2 separate regions of the Mus musculus genome follow, and region 2 is linked to region 1. A link is a loop called in an ENCODE intact Hi-C map of the cell type or tissue named here. Cell type or tissue: gastrocnemius. All regions are shown on one strand.

Region 1 (8,000 bases):
AGGAGACAACTATATCAGGCTCCTGTCTGCAAGCACTTCTTGGCATCCACAGTAGTGTCTGGGTTTGGTGTCTGAATATGGGATGGATCCCCATGTGGGGCAGTCTCTGGATGGCCTTTCCTCAGGCTATGCTCCACACTTTGTCTCTGTATTTCCTCCCATGAGTATTTTGTTCTCCCTTCTCAGAAGGACTAAAGCATCTACACTTTGGTCCTCCTTCATGAGCTTCATGTGGTCTGTGAATTGTATCTTGAGTATTCCGAGCTTCTGGGCTAATATCCACTTATCAGTGAGTGCATACCATGTGTGTTCTTTTGTGACTGGGTTACCTCACTCAGGATGATATCTTCTAGTTCCATCCATTTGCCTAAGAATTTCTTGAAGTCATCATTTTTAATAGCTGAGTAGTACTCCATGCACTTGGAATTCTAAAAGCCTATCAATGTGGTGCCCTTTGAGAACCCAGGCAAAGTTAGGTACCAGAGCTCTGAGTGCTACTCACATAATTGGAGTTCCTGGGCATGGCCTAGAGTGGTTTGAGGCAATTTGTGGAGTTTGGAGTTTGGGCTCAGTCCTGCTGTTCATAAGCAGATTGCTTAGACCTGGGGTCAGAGGCTGGTGCTTGCTACGTTCTGCCTACAGACTGTTCTGGTCTGAATCTCAGAGCAAGTTCACGATGAAATTTGAGTTTCTGTAGAGTTATGGCTGGGGGTGCCACATTCCTGTTCAACAAGAGCCAACCCCTCCCCACCATCCTGCTGGCATGCTCACCAAGGCTTCCCACACCAGTACCCCCACTGGCTTTGTTTGACTCCCCTGTCTACCCACTGTGAAGATTGCCTTTTGTTTTTGTTTTTTCGAAACAGGGTTACTCTGTGTAGCTCTGACTGTCCTGGAACTCATTCTGTAGACCAGGCTGGCCTCAAACTTAGAGATCTGCCTGCCTCTGCTTCCCAAGTGCTGGGATTAAAAGTGTGCACTCTTGCCACCCAGCAAAGATTACATGTATGACTTCTGGTTGAATGTCTCTGTGCCTTGGCTTACTGTTTATTTATTTATTTATTTTTAATGTGCCTTGAAAACATTATGCTGGGTGAGAGAAGCAGGCAGCTATGAAAGGCCAGAAGTACTGTGTCTCTAGCGACAGCAGATTGTGGTTGCCAGAGGTTGAGAAGAAAAAGCTAGAGATGGAGTGACAGCTCAGAGGCACAGGGTTTCTTTAGAGCTTATGGAAATGCCTTAAAGTGATGGAGCTCTACAAGTCTACACGTGATAAAAATCACTGGGCTGTGTACTTGCAAGTAAGACTGGCGGCTTGTAGATCATATCTCATCTTTGAAAGTAAGAAGATAGACGGTACATCATTGGGAGAGGGCACTTACTAATGGTCACAGTTGTCACCTACAGTCAGGTCCCCTTTTGTCCCAGCCATAGCCAGTGAGTGCTCAGTATGGTTTTTGGTTAGGGAGCAATATCAGACTTTTTGTTTATTATGTGAATGAGTGTTTCCCCTGCATGTCTGCACCGTGTGTGTGTAGTGCCCATGGAGGCCATAAGATAGCCTGGAACTGGAGTTACAGTTGTGTGCTGCCATTTGAGTATGGGACTCTAACCCATGTCCTCCGGAAGAGCAGCAACTGCTCTTAACTGCTGAGCCATCCCTCCAGCCCTTAGGTTTCTTTAATGCAATATTTTTATTCCTTGATAATGTCATGCATGTGTACCATGTATTTTTACTCTACTCATCCCTGGCTTTGTCCCCTAACTCAGTGTGTGTTCTGTGAGTTAAATCCCAGGCCTTGTCAGAAGACAGTTGGCCTGGCCTCAGAGGCCTGTGCTCATTTCCATTCAGTTTTCTGGTGATGTGTGAGCAAATGGAAACCAACTTACTCTGGCACTCGGTGGAGCAGATGGAGACATACTTACCCAGATTCTCTTTGGGAAATCACTGCATGGATGTGCCATCTGAATACGGATGTCAGTCACAGGGGGAGCTGAGACAGAGAATTGTATTTGCCCCAGGCATAGGCTGCAAGCTTCACAACAAAGGCATGAGTGTCAGCTCTGGCTTACCTTTCTCCTCCTCGGAGCCAGAGGGAGCCAGGCTCCTCAGCCAGCGTGCTGAGTGAGCAGTGTCTTGGTGGCGTGCGTAGAGCGCATTATCTCCTGGTTCTGACTTGAGCACCTGCAGTGCAGAATATGTGCTACTCCTTATCCAATTCTCTTTTTAAAAGTGAAGTCCTTGTGATTCTTTCCCAAAGCTGTGTGGCCTTGGGTTGCTTAGCTTCTTCATCTGTAAACTAGAGTAAGTGCCAGACTGGGCGGCAGCTTTTAGGTTTCAGTTTGAGTACCCATTATCTTAGGATTATCATTTGCTGTGGTGAAACACCATGGCCAAAGCAGCTTGGGGAGGAAAGGGTTTATTTGGCTTAGTTTCCACGTCACTGTTTGTCGTCAAAAGAAGTAAGAACAGGAACTCAAACAGGGCAGGAACCTGGAGCTGACTCAGACCATGGAGGGGTGCTGCATACAGGATTGCTCCTAGGGGCTTGTTCAGCCTGCTTTGTTCTAGTACCCAGGACCACCAGGGGTGGGGTGGGGCGTCCCCACCCACAATGGGCTGGTCCCTTTCTGCCTGATCATCTGAAGGTATTTTCTCAACTAAGGTTCCCTCCTCTCAGATGACTCTAAGCTTGTGTCAAGTTGACATAAAAGTAGCCAGTACACTAGTGTAAACAGCCAGTGCTTGCCTGGTGGGCAGTAAATTCTTTATCTCCACAGTAGAAGGCTTAATTCAGAATGTCTTGAGGATGTAGCTTGTCTGCACTCGCTGTGTGTGTGGAGGGGAGATGTCTAAACACTGAGCAGCAGGTGGATGGCCTACAGAAAGGGCTTGTTGGACCATTTTTTCCCAATATGTAGGGAAACCAGGCAGTAGCAGCATCTCTTCTTTGGAGTATAGAACAGTAAATCCTGAGTCCTTTGACTGGGTCACCTGACGGGCTGAGTCTACACAAGAATTGTTATAGAATGTGGTCACTTTCCAGCTAAAAGGGCCTCTGGAGAGAGGAGGAGGAAACTGTGTTACAGTTTAAAGGACATAATACCTTGTTGATGTCAAGGGTTCAAACCTGTGATCCTGAGAAGTGGACTTACTCTCCCTAAGGTTGTTCAGATCTTGAAGTTGAGGATGATGTAGCTACAGTAACTGACCAGGGAAGTCTGCAGCATAACGAGAGTGCTTGCTGACTTACCAAGCCTTGTATAGCCTGTGATGTCACCATACTGTGTTCCAGAGCCTGGAGGTATCAGTGCAGGCTGGGACTATGTAGCACACAGTGTGGCTCCAGGTTTTTTCTTGGCTGATAGCAATCCAAAAATATCCTATGGAGCTGTAGTTCCCTCTGCCAAGGGAGCAATCAGTATAGCAGCTTCTTTGATATCATAGGCAGTTGTTAAACTCAGTGCTAGCCCACCCTGATGCTTATGTCTTTTGGGCGTCTCTACCAGACTCCTATACCTCCAGCCAATTGCAAGCAGAAGCTCTTAAGCCACTAAAGGACATGGTGCTACCAGGGAATCGGCTTGTTGAACCTTTTTTTTCCCAATACTTTGTAGGGAAACCAGGCAGTAGCAGCATCTCTTCTTTGGAGTATAGAACAGTAAATCCTGAGTCCTTTGTGTCATTGAAGGACCCCAGGGATAGGAGAGTTTCTAGGCCAGATATTAACTTCAAAAATGAGTTCAGCCAAAGACCCCCCACTTCTATCTCCCAAGCAGTAGATGAAAGCCGAGGCAGCCTGTTGTCTTTGAAGAAGACTAAGCCTGAAGCTGGGGAACCTGCTGTTGAACTTCACTTACTCTGCTCCCCTTGGGGTTGCTTTTCTTCTCTGCACTGTCCCTGTGAAGTCATGAGACCAAGGCACTGGCTGGCTGAGGGCACAGTTTTAGAGTGCAGCTGACCCTCAGCAGGAGCACTTCAAGTCCATGGTGTGGGTGTGTGTCTGTGTGTATGCGCGCGCGCGAGCAAGTGCATGCACGTCTCTACAGTCAGCAGCCGTGGCTATAGAGGACTGGGCTCTTCTCAGTGTGCGTTTTGAGTTTGCAGGAAAGGTGCCGTTGCTCGTGCTAACTTGTGGTAAGGTTAGAAGGGCCTCAGCACTGTCAGAAGCTACATCAGTTAACCCCCAGGTCATGTTTTCCCATGCAAGCAACATGGCAGCACAAGGCTTCACCCATATTTGCCCTACAGCTGTGCCCTCATCATCTCTGCCAGCCTTCGAAGACTGACTCCACTGGCGGGTGTTTACTGATTGGCCAGCTGTTGGATGCAAAAAATTGGTCTGGAGACCGCTGGTACTAGAATTGCAAAGTGGGCAGTGCCCAAAGCCCTGATCAAGCTTTATGGAGGTAGAAGGTGGTAGATGGTGGCACCAATCAGTACACTTCTGGGCACTAAGTGCTTCTGAGTGCCAAGGAGGACTAACACCGCACACCATGAAAGTGCAGGAAGGTGTAGAGGCAGGGCATCTGAGGAGGACAGGCCTGAATGTGAGAGGAGCAGGCCCCCTAGGAAGCTGCAGCTGGTGGAAGTGGGAGAGGGAAAGTGGGCAGGCTAGAAAGTCATGCGGCCTGTTTTGACTGCTAAGGGTGGCCTTGATTCATGAAACAAGATTGGCCCAAGGGTTGCCCTTGTGCTGTTTGAGCTCGTAATACTGATGAGAAGGTGCTAAAGTAGTTTCCCCTCCAGGGGGCGCAATTGCTTTGCACTTGTTTTCCCAGAAGATACCGAAACTTATACTTAATGTAATGGTCCCTGTGGTCATGGGTCTTTAATGGCCTTTGTTGTGACCTGGGGTGACTGAATTAAGCCCTGATAAGTTTCCAAGTTGGTGGGAGAAAGGTGCCACTGAGCTCATGAATTGCCCCCACCATCCATCTTCTTTAAAACCTCCTGTTATTGAAAGTAGTGGCTCTGGCACCAAGGCCACATGCCTTCTCCCCTTCCCTGTAGATCTTTGTGGGAGCCTGTGCTGTCTTCAGAGCTTCCTTACTGCCTCTCAAATTCATCCCCCGCCCCCCAACTACAGATCATTCTTCAGGATCCCATCCAGCCGCTGCAGGCCACTTTCCATGGCTCCTCATGGCCACCAGAGGGAGATGGGAGGGATTGCTTTGCCAAGCCTTCAGGATTGCCAGCTGTTTGCCCATCTTGCCTCAGCCCAGATGAACACCTCCTCACACTTCCGAACCCTCTCCCAGGCATACTCACATAGGACCACAACATAACTCGCCGATTAGACCCCAGCTTTCCTGCCTTCCTCACCTTGCTGTCCACTCTTGATGGGTTTGTACTGTCATCCTCCACCTACCCCAGCAGAGCATCCTTCAGAGCCAGAGAATGAGTCTGTGCAGGGCTGACATCTGGGAGGAGTGCTCCCCAGCTGCTCCATGAATGTCCAGGAATCTGTAAAGGACAGGAGAGGAGCATGTCTCAGGGATGACTGGGAGGGAGACTGGCTCTCCTCTTGAGTCCTGGCCTAGCCTGGACGGTATCCACATTCCAGGTGCTGCTGCGCCTTGTGCAGGCAAAAGCAGAACTCAGCTTCTGGGCAGGAGTGGGAGGCACAGTTACTCACTCTCAGTAACTGTGTGTGGTATAGCCCCATGTTCTTGATCCTTCAAGAAGACTCACGGGTTCTGGATCTCTGTGGAATTTAGAAAATGCTTTTCCATGAGGAACATTTAAAAACAGGCCAAAACCAAGTCATTTCCTTTTTTTTCTTTTAATATACTTAAAAATTTATTAGGCAGTGTGAAATTTTCATCTCTTAGAATTAAAAGGATTGCTACTGCATTGGCCGGGAATCGAACCCGGGCCTCCCGCGTGGCAGGCGAGAATTCTACCACTGAACCACCAATGCTCCAGCTGTGAGCAGCTGTGTGGCACCTCCCTATAACCTCATCCCTGGGCCTCCATGTGTATATGTTGAGTCATAGCCCAGTTTATGATACTGCCACATCAGCTTAGCTTCAAGAAGAGCAGCAAGCTCCAGAGCCAGAAGGAAGTGAGGGGTGAGTGTAGGTCTGTGTGCATGTGAAGTAAATTTGCCTTTGGGCTTTGAGACAGGAAAGAGAGCTCCACTCCCTCCTCAGTCAGCAGCAAAACACAGAGACTGTGGGCGAGCCTCCCCTCTGCCGTGGAGCTGGTGTGCTGCTCTCAGTTTTCACACTGCGTTCTGCTGGCGACTGGCCCAGACCAAGGGCAGCACTGTGGAGTTCTTTCAGGTGGAGATGAGGAAGCCAGACTCCTGCAGCCAGTCACACTTGTCAAAGAGCCCAGCAACTCCCTATGAACTCTGAGCAGAAATCTGTAGTCCTTGGGCTGCCTCAGGCCTTGTTTGGTTGAGGGACCAGGCTCCTCTGGCATGAGTTCTGTGAGGAAACTGACCAGAAAGGGACCCACACACCCCCCAAACAAATAAACAGTAATAAAGCAAATAAATTTTAAAACATAATTTTTTTTTAAGAAAAGAAAACAAGCTCTGCATTGGCCGGGAATCGAACCCGGGCCTCCCGCGTGGCAGGCGAGAATTCTACCACTGAACCACCAATGCTCCAGCTGTTTGGTGTGGTGTCTGTAGAGCTCTTCTCAGGGCTGTTTCATTGAAGAAACACTGGGCTTCACCTGGCTGGTTTGTCCTGTTTGGGAAACCGCACAGGATTGGTTCTTTCCCAACCTTCTTATAAGCTTCTGAAGTCAGGGCCTATGATCTGACAGCTCCTCCCACTTAAAAGCCCTTGAGTCATCTGTAACCCATAATGATGTCCTTTCCTACTGTACATGATCCTGCCTTCCCATTTCTTTTCAGTAGGCAAATGGAGCAATACACCCACCTTCCTTTCCCTGGGCATTGTCTGTTAATGTTTCTAAAGTAATACCTCAGATGGGACTGCCCTGTCGCCAGTCTCCTGGACAGAGATAGCGTATTCTGTTTCTGTGACATCACTACTCTATTTTGCTACAATTTTGTGTTTGTGATTTGATTTTGCCATGTGTCCCAACATAGATACAGAGGAGTCCTCAGATGCATGAGTGCAGAACTGAGCAAGTGTTTGATAAAAATGGGTATTAGCTTTTTTTAAGACAGTAATTTACATTCTCTCAGATTCCCAGAAGTAAACTGGCCCCACTACTCCTCACTGAACGCTGAGCAGGGCAATGGTTAGGACCTACCCAGCAGCAGAACCGAGAGGACCTGCCCTGGAGCCCAGACAGCAGAAGTAGCCCGGGTTTGTGTGTCCCATGCTTTCTCTTTCCTCTTTCCAGGCTGGTGCGGGACTTTGTGGCCCAGAACAACACCATGCAAATCAAGCACGTGATCCAGACCCTGTCTCAGGAGTTTGCCCTGTCCCAGCACCCCCACAGCCGGAAAGGGGGCCTCATCGGTCTGGCAGCCTGCTCTATTGCCCTAGGCAAGGTATGTCTTCATTCTGATTGAGGTGACCAAATACCTTCCTACCTGAGCCTCAGCAGGACCATTACAGATGTGTATTTTATCAAGACTTCTGCATTTAGGACTACTAGCAAATATCACCGTGTGGCCTGGCAGCCATGTCCCCATAGTGTGGTTCTACTTCTGGAAGGTTGGCTTGGGATGAGTGTTTTTAGCTCAGCTCTCACAGAGGCCTGAGCGTCTCCAAGGGAGGGGACTAACCCTTCTGACTAGTCCTGGCTGCTCGTTACAGGACTCAGGGCTCTACCTGAAGGAGCTGATAGAGCCAGTGCTGACCTGCTTTAATGACGCAGACAGCAGGCTGCGCTACTACGCTTGTGAGGCCCTCTACAATATCGTCAAAGTGGCCCGAGGTGCCGTGCTGCCGCACTTCAATGTTCTCTTCGATGGACTGAGTAAGGTAACTTCTGATTCAGCTAAGAACAGCCCACCTACCTGACTTGACTTTCTAGGACCCTGAGAGAGAGCTTGGGACAGATGCAG
Region 2 (8,000 bases), 450 kb after region 1:
AGAGTTGAGGAGGGGCCCTGGGCAGGGCAGGAATGGCTCCTGGCTCCCTTCCTCATGGGTCACCTTAGCACCTGTGGCCCAGTTAGGGATTCAGGGAGCTGGATGTGGCAGGTAGGCCAGTTAGGAAACAAGAGATGACTTTGTATCAATCCCTCTGAGCAGGGTCACACATCCAGTAAGGAGAATTCATGAACAAGTCCTGCTCAGCTTGGCCAGAATCTACTCTATCTTCTTCCTTTCATCCTCTGTCTCCCAATGCAGACCAAGAAGTAAAGACATTGTGGGTGGCTGGGTCCATATCTCATCCTAACTGAAAGTCATCCATCCACCCCTCCCACCTTCAGCCCCAGCCTTCCTGCCCTCTCACCCACCCCCACCCCCGCACCCAGCTATCACCCAGTCTATGATGAGGGGCTTACCCAGGGGAGTAGGCACAGACAAAGGCTTCCATGGCTTCCTGGTCCACAAAGCATGGCTGCCGCCCACAGCCCAGCTGGCTGGAGGTAGCCCACACAAGCTGCAGAGAACGCAAGGCTCAGAAACCCTTTCAGATGGCTTTTACTCCATTCTGGGGGATCACAGCACAGGCAGTGCACACTTGGAGAAAGTTTGGCTTCAACTAGGCAGACAGATGGCTCCCTTACCTGCCCAGGGCCCTTGGAGCAGTGGCTATGCTACTAAGTGTTGAAAGGAGAAATGATTATGGATAGGTGGAAATAGTGACAAAAGAAAGACTTAGCTATCAAGGGTCTTGTGAAAGATTGTGAAAATGACCACAAGCCTCTTCATATATATATATATATATGTGTGTGTGCATATATATATATATATATATGTATATATATATATATATATATATATATATATATATATATAGAGAGAGAGAGAGAGAGAGAGAGAGAGAGAGGCATACAGGCAGACAAGCAAAGAGAGAGAGAGAGGGAAAGGGAGGGAGGGAGGGAGAAGGAGAGGGAGAGGGAGAGAGAGAGGGAGAAGAAAGGGAGAGGGAGAAGAGAGAGAGAAGGTCTCACTATGCAGGATGCAGCACTGGCCAGGAAATCACAATGTATAGCAACAGGTTGGCTTCAAACTCATAGAGTTCCATTTGTCTCTGCCTCCTAGATGTTGGAATCAAAGGTATGTTCCACCATGCTCAATTTATAGACTGGTCTTTTATGCTGGAGATTGAATCCAGGGCCTGGTACATACTAGGCAAGCTCTACCATTGAGCTACATCCTCCCAGGCCACTAGTCCATGCCTTTTTTAAAAAATAGTTATTGTTTAGGCAGGCCTCAAGCTCCCTCGAGTACCCAAGGATGACACAGAACTCCTGATCCCTCAGCCTCTAGCTCCTGAGTAGGTCATTTTGAGCCTGGACCTCAGGCATGCAACATGTCTTGCTTTTTGAAATATACATGTTAGTTTTATAATTTTAGAGCTACAGGTATAGTTCAGTTGTAAAGTATTTTCCTATCATGTGCGAGACTCTAGTTTGGATCACTAGCATTGCACAGACACAGAACTGGAGCTAGAGAGATAGATGCCTCCACGGTTAAGAGCACTGACTTCCTCTTCCAGAGGACCTGGGTTCAATTTCTAGCACCCACGTGGTAGCTCACAATTGTCTGTAACGCCAATATCTGACACCCTCACATAGACATACAGGCAGGCAAAACACCAATGCACATAAAATAAAAATGAATTTAAAATATACAAAATTAAAGGATGAGAGATAGAGGAGAGATGATAGAATATATTTAAGGCAATAAATTAATTAAAAAATAATTACATATTTCAAAACAAATGACCCAGAACCACCATTGAAAATAACAACAACAATGAAAACAACAATAACAACAACAACAAACCCAACAATAAAACCATCCTTAAGTCACATAGAAATTTGTAGGATGTAGCTGGGCACGGTGGCACACTCCTGTAGTCACATCACTTGGAAGCTGGAGACAAAAGGTTCACCAGTACAAGGTCACCCTGTGCTATAAGGTAAGCTCAAGCCCGGCTTGGTCTGCCTAAGATAATACACAGCAAGGAGTTGGATTTGGGGAGCTATCTCGTCAGATAAAGATACCTGTTTCTAATTCTGTGGGCTCCCCACCCCCAGTTCAATTCCGCAGCCCAACATGGTAGAAAAAAAGGCAATCTCTATATGTTGTCCTTTGAGCTTCAGATGTACTCCGTGTATGTGGGTGCGCGCGCACACGTGCACACACACACAGCATCAATACAAGTGAAAATATTATAAAAACAAACAAACCACAAAACAATAGGCCAGAAAGATGGCTCGCAGGTTAAAAAGGACCAACTGCACAAAACCAACAGAGTTTAAACTCTGGGACCTGTGCAAGAAGCCAGAGGACCAACTTCCCCAAATTGACCTCTGACCTCTGCATGTGTGTGGAAGCGCACACACACACACACACACTAAAAAAAAAATAGATGAGGTGCTGGGCGTGGTGGCACATGCCTTTAAACCAAGCACTCGGGTGGCAGAGACAGGCGGATTTCTGAGTTCGAGGCCAGTCTGGTCTACAAAGTGAGTTCCAGGACAGCCAGGGCTACACAAAGAAACCCGGTCTTGAAAAAAAAAAGATGAAATATTGAATTAATTAGTATTATGAAACAAAACAAAAGTAGTCTATTTACATAGTTACACACACAAATACAGAATGGAATAAGGCTCAATAAATTTAGGGAAAGATTATAACATCATAAATTACTCCAGGAAATAGGAAATGAGACAAAGAGTCTTCCTCACTTCATGGGTCAACTTCACTATCATTATATTTATACTAAAGGTGTAAAAAAAAATTTGAGAATTTTGCTTGTGTTATCCAGTGTTGTATTGCCACTAAACAGTGTCAGGTATGTTAAAAACACTCAATAAGTGTTCATGATTGTTGAATGGAGGAGAAAACGAAGAGAACTTTCTTGAGAATGATGCACCTGAACTTGAGAAAGAGGTTCATCTGGGGAGGAACAGCAGGAAAAAAAGGAGGCACAGTGCTCTGGTGTGGTAACATCTAAATCTAGACAGTGTCCTTTTAAGGATAAAGTGCAGCCTCTTGTAAGGTGACTGGGGAGACCATGCCCTCCCCTAGCCTTATCTGAAATATACTCACTTGTGTGTAGTGGGCACAGGTGGCATTGTGGGCACACTCAGCATCCCCATGTCTGTACTGCAGCCCTTCAGCAAACCAGAGGTTGACCACTTCGACAAAGGATGCTGAGCCCATGGGCATTAGCTGCACATTCCAGCCCACATGTGAGTTGTGCCCTGGGGTAGATGCCAGGTTTGGGGTGACTGAAGTGACACAAAGGGCTGCCCTGGCTTCAGCTAGCTGAGCCAGGCTCTCGCTCCAGTCCTGGGAGTGGCAAAAACAGACATCCTCAGATGATACATTCGCTTGCTCCCCCGCCAGTTGCTGTGAGACAAAAGCAACGCAGGGGAGCAAGGGCTCATTTGGCTCAACAATTCCAGTCCAGCACTGCAGGGACATCAAGGTAGCAGGGACTTGAAGCTGCTCGTTCCACCCACAGTCAAGGGCACGGAGAGAATGAAGGCATGCATGCTTATACGTAGCTCACTTTTCCCTGGTTCTACAGTTCAGGACTCTTCAGGGAGTGGTGGCACCCAGTTTTCTCTATGCAGTCCTGGCTGTCTTGTAATTCAATATGTAGACTTGGCTGGCCTAAAACTCACAGAGATCTGTCTGCCTTTGCCTCCCAAGTGTTGGGGTTAAAGGCATGTGCTACTATGCCTGGCCAGTCCCACCCCTTTTTAAACTAGGTCTTCTGACCTTAATAATCTGTGGACAGATGTGTCCACTGTCCAACCTAATCTAGACTATTATTGTCCAGTGAGATTCCTTTTCCAGGTGATTCTGGTCACGTTGGCATGATCAAAACTAACCACTCACTACAACTGGCCTTTGGACAGCACGGAAGTAAATGGGCATTGAGCCATTTCTCTATTGTCTGTGAGTGTCCAGGGGGTGCCAGGTCACATAGAGTAAAGAGTCATGCTTGCCTGCCTCATGATCAGAGCAGTGTTGCTCACGGCACAGAGCCACAGAAGGTTCACACAAGATCTAGAGCTTCCCGAGAGAGGTCAGGAAAAGAGAACTGCCTTGCAATACACACTTTTGACCTCGCCTAGGAAATAGCATTAGTCCAGGCAAGGGGATGGACTTCTGATATCATGTTCCATGTCTAATAATCTGAGCCTAGATGGTGCCCAGACCTGCAGGCTGGCTCGGCTGTGTTTTCCTTTAAGAGCCTGCCCTAGCCACAGTCAGAAGAACTCTGCTGCTCCCATCTGGCCAGATGTGATTTTTCCAGGCCCATTTGAGCAACGGTCCCCAAGAAAGGAACACACTACCAGTCAGCTAATCATAGCATCTACCTCCAGGCTGCAGAGTTCTGCTAGGTATTGCCGCTTGGAAAATCCTGGCTGCTCTGGACTTGGGCACCGGGAGGCAGAGCAGGGCAGGGGACAGAAGCAGACCCTCCCCCACCTCCTGGGAAACTGACCCTTGAGCTCTCAAGGTCGCCACCCACTGTGGCTGTCCACCTCTGAGAACTTTATGGGAGGCAGCCATGGGGAACCTTGCCCTCCCTTACCGATCCCACCCTGTTCCCAGGCCTGTTCACGTGGGCTGGGGCTAGGGGTGGCAGGGGCCTCCCAGAATATGCAGGCAGCATGTCTAAAGCTCCAGGATGATCAACTCCAACCAACCCTGCTGCAGGCTCCATCATGGAGGCTCTAAAGGGCAAGTCAGTGAATGAGTAAGGAACTTTTGAGAGGTCTTCCAGTATTTGCTAGATAAATCCTGGTCCCAAACCAATCCCCGCAAAACCCAGCGAGATTCTTCTCCCTCTCTGTCCTTCACCTCTCCCTTTCTGCTGAATTCCTTTGTGGAGCTCCTTTTCCGGGAGTGGGGAACCCTGGCTCCATCCATATCTGTTGATCTCCGTGGCGACAGGATGCCAGGAAAGGCAGGATTGTCTTCAATGCAACTGTGAGTTGCTGAGGGCCCTGACTTCCTAAACAAATGGCTTTCCCTGAAGGAAGAAGGCACATATCTCTGCAGCATCCAATGCCATGGTACCCCTGGTGAAAGGGCCTCTGGCACTGGCAAGGCCTCCTGAGATCACTCTGGGGCTCAGTCCCTCTGGCAGCCCTCTTGACACAGGGCAGTTGGGTCTACTCACCATTCTCTGCATGTTGGCTGCAGGAGGGTGGACCCGGCTGCGCAGTCGGTTGTGTGCGGTGAGGATTAAGAAACTCTCCTTCCTGCTCAGGGCTGGAGGCCAGGAGAGAAGGTTAGGCCGATGACCAGAGGCTCCTGGGACATCGCCATAGCCAGCTGAGGGTGACCCCACCCCAGGAACACAGATCTGAGATGAGGAGGGGCAGTGGTAGCTGTGTAGGAGAGAACTCCCATTATAGAGATGGAGGGAGGCCAGGAGAGAGATAGGAAGATGGGTGAGGATGGGCAAAGTGTAGAACAATGGCATAAGTGACTGGCTTAGGTGTGGGAAGATGATGGGGGTGGAGGGGTTCGGGGTAATGAATGACTCAGCCCTGGACTAGAAGCAGGCCTTTCTACCGATGTGTTTCTTTTGAGGTTTTAGCTGCAGGCTCTAACCGGTATCTTTCCTTAACATCCACCCTGGACCCATCTGCTTCATTCTTCTTCCTTCCCAGTATCCTTCCATCCTCCCCACCATCATCCTAATGCCCCCCCCCCATCATATCACATCAGCATAACACAGGGCTCAGTCCTGGGTACCTGACTTCTAGAAATCCCTCGCTACCCTCTCTCAGGCTCACAACAGCATCTCTACTTCCGTCTTTGCCCAGGTGTTCCTTACCTTGCAGAGTGGGATCTTGCTTTGGCTGGGGTGGTTGAACCTCTGTCCATGTGATGCCAAGGAGAGACAGGAGCAGAAGCAAGAGACCGAGCCATCGGCTCTGGCTTCCCAGCCACAGGGAGGGCTCCGGCTGAATCATTGGCCTGCCGGATGCTGCAGACATGGCTTCTCTCAGCTGTCCAGCTAGCCTCCCCGTGTTCATGAAGCTATTCACAAGTCTCGGAGTCAGGCTAAGCTGCCAGTCAAAAGGAGGAGGCTAGTGAATCATCACTGTCTCCAAACCAGCCTCCCCTCCTTGGTGCACTGACTTCAAAAGAGACATAGAACCCTTCTTCTAAACGCCTCCTTCCTCCAGCCTCAGTGTCTGGCCAGCCCGCTCCGCAAGAAAAAGCAGGGCAGTGTGCACTGACCTGTGGCCCCTGCTAATCATTGTAGGATTATTAGCACCCTCAGGGAGCCCCCAAAGACCCTGCTGATTGGCCTACAGACATTCCAGGGCTGTGGGATTAGCGACTAATGACTGTACCCTGGCAGGGACAGTGTCCTCCAAGCCCATGGACAGCTTCCACTCCTCAGCCCCAGTCATGGGGAGGAGGCTGGGACTTTGGCAGTGGGCCAGTAAAGCAGGCAGGACCTGGGCAGGACCCCAGGGGAGTTCTCTCCTTTCTTAGGAAGCTCATCCCAACCCCCCTAGCCATGAATTAAACATAAAGCAGGAAGTAACTATTCGCCAGACAGATGCCACCAGACGGGATCACAGAGGAACTCGCTGGGGACTGCACCTTCAGGGAGAAAGGTGTGCCTTTTATGTCAGGGCAGTGTGAGAGGATGAGGCTAGTCCCAGGATCCATCATGCTTACCCATGTGACTTTGGGCTAAGATGGGGGCAGGCAGACAAAGAGGAGGGCATGTGATGGATGCCCTTGGCTGACTTAAGTCCTGCGGTGAACAAGCCTGCCTCTAGACAAACAGTGGAACAGGAAGGCGGCAACTTGCCATGGTATTTAGGGCCTAGCTGAAGCCTGCGTGATCCTATCAGGATCACTGAGTATCTAGTACAGCCAAATCAAAAAAGGTTGACATGTAGACCATAGTCAAATGACCAGGGAGGGTACTCGGCCATTCTAGAGCACAGCCTTACAAGCTAATACTTTGTCCTTCTGAAGTTGGTGTGGTCCCTGACCCTAGAGTCAGTGCTATCTCAGATGTCACCTCTTTGGAGATTCTGCTAGGGCACAGGTGGGCTACATGGACTTCTGGAGAAACGCTGATGGGATATGAATGTCATCATGGATGTCAGGCAGTGGGGACAAGGCCAGGCAGCAAGTGTACAGTGTTGTACAATACCCAGAGTCTCAGGATCCTCTGTCTCGAATAGATGGCCTGAGCGCACCACAGTGGGTCCAAGCCATGATTAGTAACAGCTGCATTTTTATTTGTAAAAAAAATTGCTATTACATATATATATGAATACAGGTGCTACCTCATGTGTATGTAGAGGTCAGAGGACAACTAGAGAGAGAGACAGAGACAGAGAGACAGAGAGACAGAGACAGAGAGACAGAGACAGAGAGACAGAGAGAGGCTTTTCTCCTTCCACTGTTCCCAGAAGTCAGACCCACGCCATCCAGCTTGGTGGCAGAGACCTTTTCCCTCTGAGACATCTTGCTAGCTTGGTAGCCAGCCAGAGGTTACAAAGCATGTTTACAAATGTAACTTATTTGTATCATAACAACCTTGTACTGATTCCATCTGGCAGATGGTGAAGCAGGACACAGGGTGTCTCAGGGACTGACCCCAGGTACATCCCAGTGAATTCAGGGACTCTACATTCAGGTTTCCAAGTTTGTTTGTTTGTTTAAGATTTATTTATTTTATATATGTGGGTACAACGGTTACTATCCTCAGACACACCAGAAGATGGCATAGGACCCCATTACTGATGGTTGTGACCCATTATGTGGTTGCTGGGAATTGAACTCAGGACCTCTGGAAGAGAAACCCGTGTTCTTAACTGCTGGGCCATTTCTTCAGCCCCAGAGTGGATCTTTTAGAGTTCAGTTTTCAATAGTTTTGTCTCTTGCTGGTGATAACTGACTCAATC

Evidence for each region. Hi-C counts contacts between places; a loop is a spot of excess contacts. Peaks named below come from ENCODE experiments on the same cell type or tissue, not always from the same donor. Only the 100,000 strongest peaks of a DNase experiment are listed, where the experiment ranks them.
Region 2: a loop joins it to region 1, with 3 times the contacts of the local background. A loop is called at or near these places in 6 of 42 quality-filtered maps.

Annotation. Positions count from the first base shown.
Region 1 is chr8:110,624,700-110,632,699 of GRCm38, forward strand. It overlaps Vac14 (Vac14 homolog (S. cerevisiae)), which reads left to right. Exons shown (of 19, transcript NM_146216.3): 2 at 7,331-7,481; 3 at 7,750-7,917. It overlaps n-TGgcc11 (a tRNA gene), which reads right to left and starts at 5,924; the gene lies at 5,854-5,924. n-TGgcc10 (a tRNA gene) reads right to left here and starts at 6,617; the gene lies at 6,547-6,617. In gastrocnemius, CTCF peaks have their summits at 4,741 (motif pointing right) and 5,156 (motif pointing right); DNase peaks (open chromatin) are centred at 1,994, 4,750, 5,156, 5,514 and 1 more place; H3K4me3 peaks cover 740 bases; H3K27ac peaks cover 2,039 bases.
Region 2 is chr8:111,075,607-111,083,606 of GRCm38, forward strand. It overlaps Clec18a (C-type lectin domain family 18, member A), which reads right to left and starts at 6,102. Exons shown (of 12, transcript NM_181549.3): 1 at 5,897-6,102; 2 at 5,234-5,325; 3 at 3,142-3,384; 4 at 420-517. The coding sequence starts at 6,035. In gastrocnemius, a CTCF peak has its summit at 4,345; a DNase peak (open chromatin) is centred at 6,489; H3K27ac peaks cover 1,302 bases.